2 separate regions of the Homo sapiens genome follow, and region 1 is linked to region 2. Evidence: read pairs that join two places in POLR2A ChIA-PET (ENCODE). Cell type or tissue: GM12878. All regions are shown on one strand. Each heading gives the region's core, and the rest is flanking DNA. Links, peaks and the distances in the headings are about the cores only. Region 1 has its middle 22 kb from the start of SAXO4. Region 2 overlaps TMEM138 (transmembrane protein 138).

What was found. Peaks named below come from ENCODE experiments on the same cell type or tissue, not always from the same donor. Only the 100,000 strongest peaks of a DNase experiment are listed, where the experiment ranks them.
Region 1: POLR2A ChIA-PET joins it to region 2 with 20 read pairs; 5 of 35 experiments call an interaction of 5 or more read pairs at or near these places.

The regions. Positions count from the first base shown.
Region 1 is chr11:61,457,873-61,460,782 of GRCh38, reverse strand. No RefSeq gene overlaps it. Among named protein-coding and RNA genes, the nearest start is that of SAXO4, 22 kb to the left of the region's middle. RefSeq lists a silencer at 2,155-2,336. In GM12878, for the core only: no CTCF peak of the experiment used is centred there; no DNase peak of the experiment used is centred there.
Region 2 is chr11:61,368,795-61,371,704 of GRCh38, reverse strand. TMEM138 (transmembrane protein 138) reads right to left here. Exons shown (of 5, transcript NM_016464.5): 5 at 2,196-2,910. Among named protein-coding and RNA genes, the nearest start is that of TMEM138, 7.9 kb to the right of the region's middle. RefSeq lists an enhancer at 1,674-1,933. In GM12878, for the core only: no CTCF peak of the experiment used is centred there; a DNase peak (open chromatin) is centred at 1,864; H3K27ac peaks cover 1,888 bases.

The DNA of each region.
Region 1 (2,910 bases), core at 324-2,823, 89 kb before region 2:
TAATGCCCGCCCTCAGTGGGGGTGGATGGATCTTGGAGCCCCAGGCTCCAGGACTATGTGATGCAGCTTCTATTTCCTGGAGCACGCCTGGGTTTGGGAGTTTGCTTCTTTTAACATCCCAGGTCTTCCAGAGGCCTGGGCAGAGAACCAAGAACTCTCCACTTTGCACAAGAGAGACAGATCTAATTCATTAAAACTCTTCTCCCCAGCCACAGGGCATCCAGCCACCTGGAAAGCTGGCACTAATCCTTCAGGCACACTGAACTTGGGAGGGGAAAAAAAATCTCTCATCACAGCGGGAGGCCCAGGAGGCCTCTGACTCCTGCACCCGTACAGCTCTCACTGTTAGAAAGGTTTACTCTGAGTTCTGAAATCAGATGGATCCATCAATTGATTTTATTTTTACTTTTTTTTTTTGAGATGGAGCCTCACTCTGTTGCCTGCCCAGGCTGGAGTGTAGTGGTGCAATCTTGACTTACTGCAACCTCTGCCTCCCAGGTTCAAGCCATTCTCCTGCCTCAGCCTCCCCAGTAGCTGGGACTACAGGCATATACCACCATGCCCGGCTTTTTGTATTTTTAGTAGAGACGTGGTTTCACCATGTTGGCCAGGCTGGTCTCGAACCCCTGGCCTGAAGCAATCTGCCCGCCTTGGCCTCCCGAAGTGCTGGGATTACAGGCATGAACCATACTCGTTTCTTAAATAATTAGGAGCACCCTCTATATGCCAAGGGCTATGCTAGGCACCAGGATATAAAGTGAACAAAAGAAAGATCTAGTCCTTGTCTTCATGGGGCTTAAAATTCTCGTGGGGAGATAAGCATCCATGGGAGAACCACCATATGGATTTAAAATGGAGGCCGGGGCTGGGCGCGGTGGTTCACACCCATAATCCCAGCACTTTGGGAGGCCGAAGTGGGTGGATCACGAGGTCAGGAGATCGAGATCATCCTGGCTAACACGGTGAAACTCCATCTCTACTAAAAATACAAAAAATTAGTTGGGCGTGGTGGCGGGCGACTGTAGTCCCAGCTATTTGGGAGGCTGAGGCAGGAGAATGGCATGCACCCGGGAGGCGGAGCTTGCAGTGAGCCGAGATCGTGCCACTGCACTCCAGCCTGGGTGACAGAGCAAGACTCCATCTCAAAAAAAAAAAAAAAAAAAATGGAAGCCGGGTGTGGTGGCTCACATCTGTAATCCCAGCACTTTGGGAAGCCGAGGCAGGTGGATCGCCTGAGCTCAGGAGTGTGAGACCACCCTAGGCAACATGGTGAAATCCTGTCTCTACTAAAATACAAAAAATTAGCTGGGCGTGGTTGTGGCATCTGTAGTCCTAGCTACTTGGGAGGCTGAGGCACGAGAATCGCTTGAGCCTGGGAGGCGGAGGTTGCAGTGAGCCGAGATTGCACCACTGCACTCCAGCCTGGGTGACAGAGCCAGACTCCATCTCAAAAGTAAATAAATAAATAAATAAACAAACAAATAAATAAATAAAATGGAGAAGTTAGGCCGGGTGCGGTAGCTCATGCCTATAAGCCTGGCATTTTGGGAGGCCAAGGTAGGAGGATCGGTTGAGCCCAGGAGTTCAAGACCAGCCTGGGCAACATAGTGAGACCTCTATCTCTACAAATAAAAAAATAAATAAATTAGCCTACTTGGGAGGCTGAGGTGGGAGGATCCCTTGAGTCTGGGAAGTCAAGGTTGCAGTGGGCCACTGTAGGTCGTGTTAAGAATTTTCATTTTCTTAACAGCAATGAGCAGCCATAGAAGGGTTTTAAGGAAGTGGAAGACATGTTCAGACCAGCGTATTGAAATACATGTGACTCTTGAACAGTAAGTTTGAACTGCATGCGTCCACTTATATACCAATTTTTCTTTTGTTTTTTTAGAGACACGGTCTCATTCTGTTGCACAGGCTGGGGTGCAGGGGTGTGATTATTGCTCACTGCAGGCTCAACCCATGGGGCTCAAGCAATCTGCTCACCTCAGCTTCCCAAGTAGCTGGGACCACAGGTGTGTGCCACCATGCCTAGCTCTTTTTTTTTTTTTTTTTTTTTTTTGAGACGGAGTCTCACTCTGACACCCAGGCTGCAGTGCAGTGGCATGATCTTGGCTCACTGCAAGCTCCGCCTCCCAGGTTCACGCCATTCTCCTGCCTCAGCCTCCTGAGTAGCTGGGACTACAGGCTCCCGCCACCACACCCAGCTAATTTTTTTTTTTTTTTTTTTAGTAAAGATGGGGTTTCACCGTGTTAGCCAGGATGGTCTCGATCTCCTGACCTCGTGATCCGCCCGCCTCGGCCTCCCAAAGTGCTGGGATTACAGGCGTGAGCCAACGCGCCTGGCCTTTTTTTTTTTTTTTTTGAGACAGAGTCTGCTCTATTTATTGCCCAGGCTGGAGTGCAATGGCGCGATCTCAGCTCACTGCAACCTCTGGCTCCTGAGTTCAAGCAATTCTCCTGCCTCAGCCTCCCGAGTAGCTAAGATTACAGGTGCATGCCACCATGCCTGGCTAATTTGTTGTATTTTTAGTAGAAACAGGGTTTCACCATGTTAGCCAGGATGGTCTCAAACTCCTGACCTCAGGTGATCCGCCCACCTCAGCCTCCCAAAGTGCTGGGATTACAGCCGTGAGCCACGGCAGCCGGCCATGCCTAGCTAATTTTTTAAAAAATATTTTTTGTAGAGACAGGGTCTCTCCATGTTGTCCAAGCTGATCTTGAACTCCTGGAATCAAGCAATCCTCCCACCTCAGCCTCCCAAAGTGCTCGGACTACAGGTGTGAGCCACTGCATCTGGCCCTATATACAGATTTTCTTTCACCTCTGTCAGCCCTGAGCTCCCATCTCGGCCTCCCAAAGTGCTGGGATTACAGATGTGAACGACTGTGGCTGGCTTATACACAGATTTTC
Region 2 (2,910 bases), core at 312-2,811:
TTGGGCACGTGTTCTCAGGACCTCCTGGGGCTTTGTCATGGATTATTGTCCTCACATTGGCTCAGAATAATACATCTCTTCAAGTATTTTAGAGTTCGGCTTTCTTTTTCATCAATACAAGCATCATCAGTGTGAAATCTAACAAACTCTTACTTTAGGAGCTAGACTTAGATTGCAGGCAGACCTGAAGTAAGAATTGGCATGTCCTTGTTTTATAGGACATCTTGAAAGGGTTCAAAGCCAGCACAGAACAATTTCTGAGGGCAGTCATCTAAGGATGCCTGAGGCTTTTTTCCTTTCCCTGGGGGTGTGGGGTCGGCCTAAGGCATAATGCTTTGACAAAAGGCTGTGAAGTAACAGAAATTCATTTGGGGCTGGGAATGGTGGCTCAGTCCTGTAATCCCAGCACTTTGGGAGGCCGAGGGGGGCAGATCACAAGGTCAGGAGATCGAGACCATCCTGGCCAACATGGTGAAGTCCCATCTCTACTAAAAATACAAAAATTAGCTGGGCGTGGCGGCACGTGCCTATAATCCCAGCTACTGGGAAGGCTGAGGCAGGAGAATCACTTGAACCCAGGAGGCGGAAGTTGTAGTGAGCTGAGATCGCACCACTGCACACCAGCCTGGTGACAGAGCTAGACTCCATCTCAAAATAAAATAAAATAAATTCATTTATTTGGGAGAGGGGGGCGGTGTTGCGTGACTCAGTCTCCAGGCTTAACTTTCCCTTTGGCATAATGAGTTTGGGGGTCCTGAGATGTTTGGGGGCCCCCAGCTGAGGTCACTGCAGGCTAGCCAACTGCCAATGGATCCCAAGGCCATCACAGCTGCCTAGCTGACCTGCAGCTGACACATGAGCGAGCCCAGCTGAAACCACCCACACTTTCCCGTTTCCTATGTATCCTATAGTCTATGGAAGCTTTCATGCTTCAGTGTCGTGGTTAAGTGGTTGTACCCTCAAGACCTCGAATATTTACTATCTGACCCTTCTTAAAAAAAGCTTGGCGACCCTGCCAAAGCATCTCTGAAGAACAAGTTTCACAGAGCAGCTCTCTGGTGTGAGAGACTGGGTGAATTAATGGCCCCCATTCTTTACTCTCTCTGTATCCATGCCTTTGCCCTTGAAAATTTGTAGTGCTTTTGAGACAGAGTAGAGACAGGGTGTGGCTTCAGCTCACCCCCACTACAGCATCCTTTCATGCATCCCCACTGACCACAAAACCCACCCCTCTACCTTGCTGATGTATCCACTATCATCAACGCTTTAGTCATACAAAGAAAATCGCCATTTTGTATTCATCTTCTGTGCTCTCACAATGTTTAACCAGGCCTTTTACTTAAAGAATTCCAGGAACTGGCCTTAGGAGGTCCAAAATATCAAACCAACATTGTGTGTGGACTGTCCCTCCTCAGGAAAGAATACAGATTTGCTGCCATTGGCTAGACTACCTGGTGGTCCATTATTCAAGATAACCCTTACAACCAGATGCTGACCTGCACACCCTACCCTCACGTGCTTTGTCCAGCCCAGCCTGCCTACCCTACCCGAGGTCAATTCCAGTGCTTTGCCTAAGAGAAAAATCCCTGCAGGCTTTGTTTGGAGTCAGTCAGGGAACTCTCTCTTTGACTTGTGTTGTGTCTCTTATGCCCAGGCATAAGCTCCAATGAAGCCTTGTCGGCAAATTCTTTTAGCCTCATGTCAATTTCTATAGCAATGAGAGTCTAAGAACTTGTGGTTGGTAACCGTTTGCCACTTTGTTTCTGGGCTTAGTTGCGTGACTTGCCTTGATCAACAGGAGTCTAGGAGACACAAGACAAGCACAGGCTTGAAATGGGGTTGCATACTGGGACTTTCCCGCTCTGCCACTGGCGTGTGAGCAGATCCAGGCTAGTCTGTGGGAAGTAAATCTGCAAACTAGAGCTGAGTAACCACAGTCACTCCAGCTGAGGTCAATGAAGGCTAGCCAACTGCCAGTGGATCCCAAGGCCATCGCAGCTGCCTAGCTGACCTGCAGCTGACAGACACAAGAGTGAGCCCAGATGAAACCACCCACACACAGCCTTGATCAGCTGAACCCCAAGACAAAGAGCCAGGCAGCTGTTGATTGCTGTATGCCCCTGAACTTTGGTGGTGGAGTTACACAATATTCTGGCAATAGAAAACTGATACTACGGACATAAGAATTTTAAAAATTTCTTTTGCCAAAGCTGGCTAAGGGAATATTTTTATTCTTCTGAGGGCAGTTAAGGCTTCTGATAAGGAAAGAGAGTCTGAACAGAGCACACACATCTGGAGCTCCAGGAGTGGGGGATGCAGCATCAGATTCCATCTTGAATTTCTGCTAAAATACTTTGTACTCATAATGGATCTCAACAAAGATCTGTATTTCATCTGTGGCTCCATCTTCCCTCTGGGTCAAGTAGATGTTAAGCTGGACCTTGGCACGCCTCTTAACATGAAGAGATCTAGCTAGACAGACAGACTCCCCCATTTATGGAACAAGAATTCAATTTATTCTCTATTTATAAAACATTTTTTTAAAGTGCCTTGGGTATAAAAATCTAAATGTCTGCGGTGTGATCAGTCAGGAGCACGTAACTATCACTCTTCGCATCCTTTGGTCACTGGGAGATCCTTTGGGGGCTGGGAGGTCCTTCTGTCCCAGGCTAAAGGAAAAGCTTCACAAGGGTAAGAGCCACAGAACCCTCGGCAAGAAAGGCCGGTCAGGGAGAATGAATGGTACAGAGAGGAAAGGAAGGAAAGGGGGTGGAACAGAGGTAGAAGGCAAGGAAGGGATGCCGCACTGGAGACCGATGGGGACACTCTAATTGTGCAAGAGGGAGGATCTTCCTTCTTGAATGCTGAACACAGCTAGTCTGAACCTTCCTTGGAAAGTCCAGCTGTTTG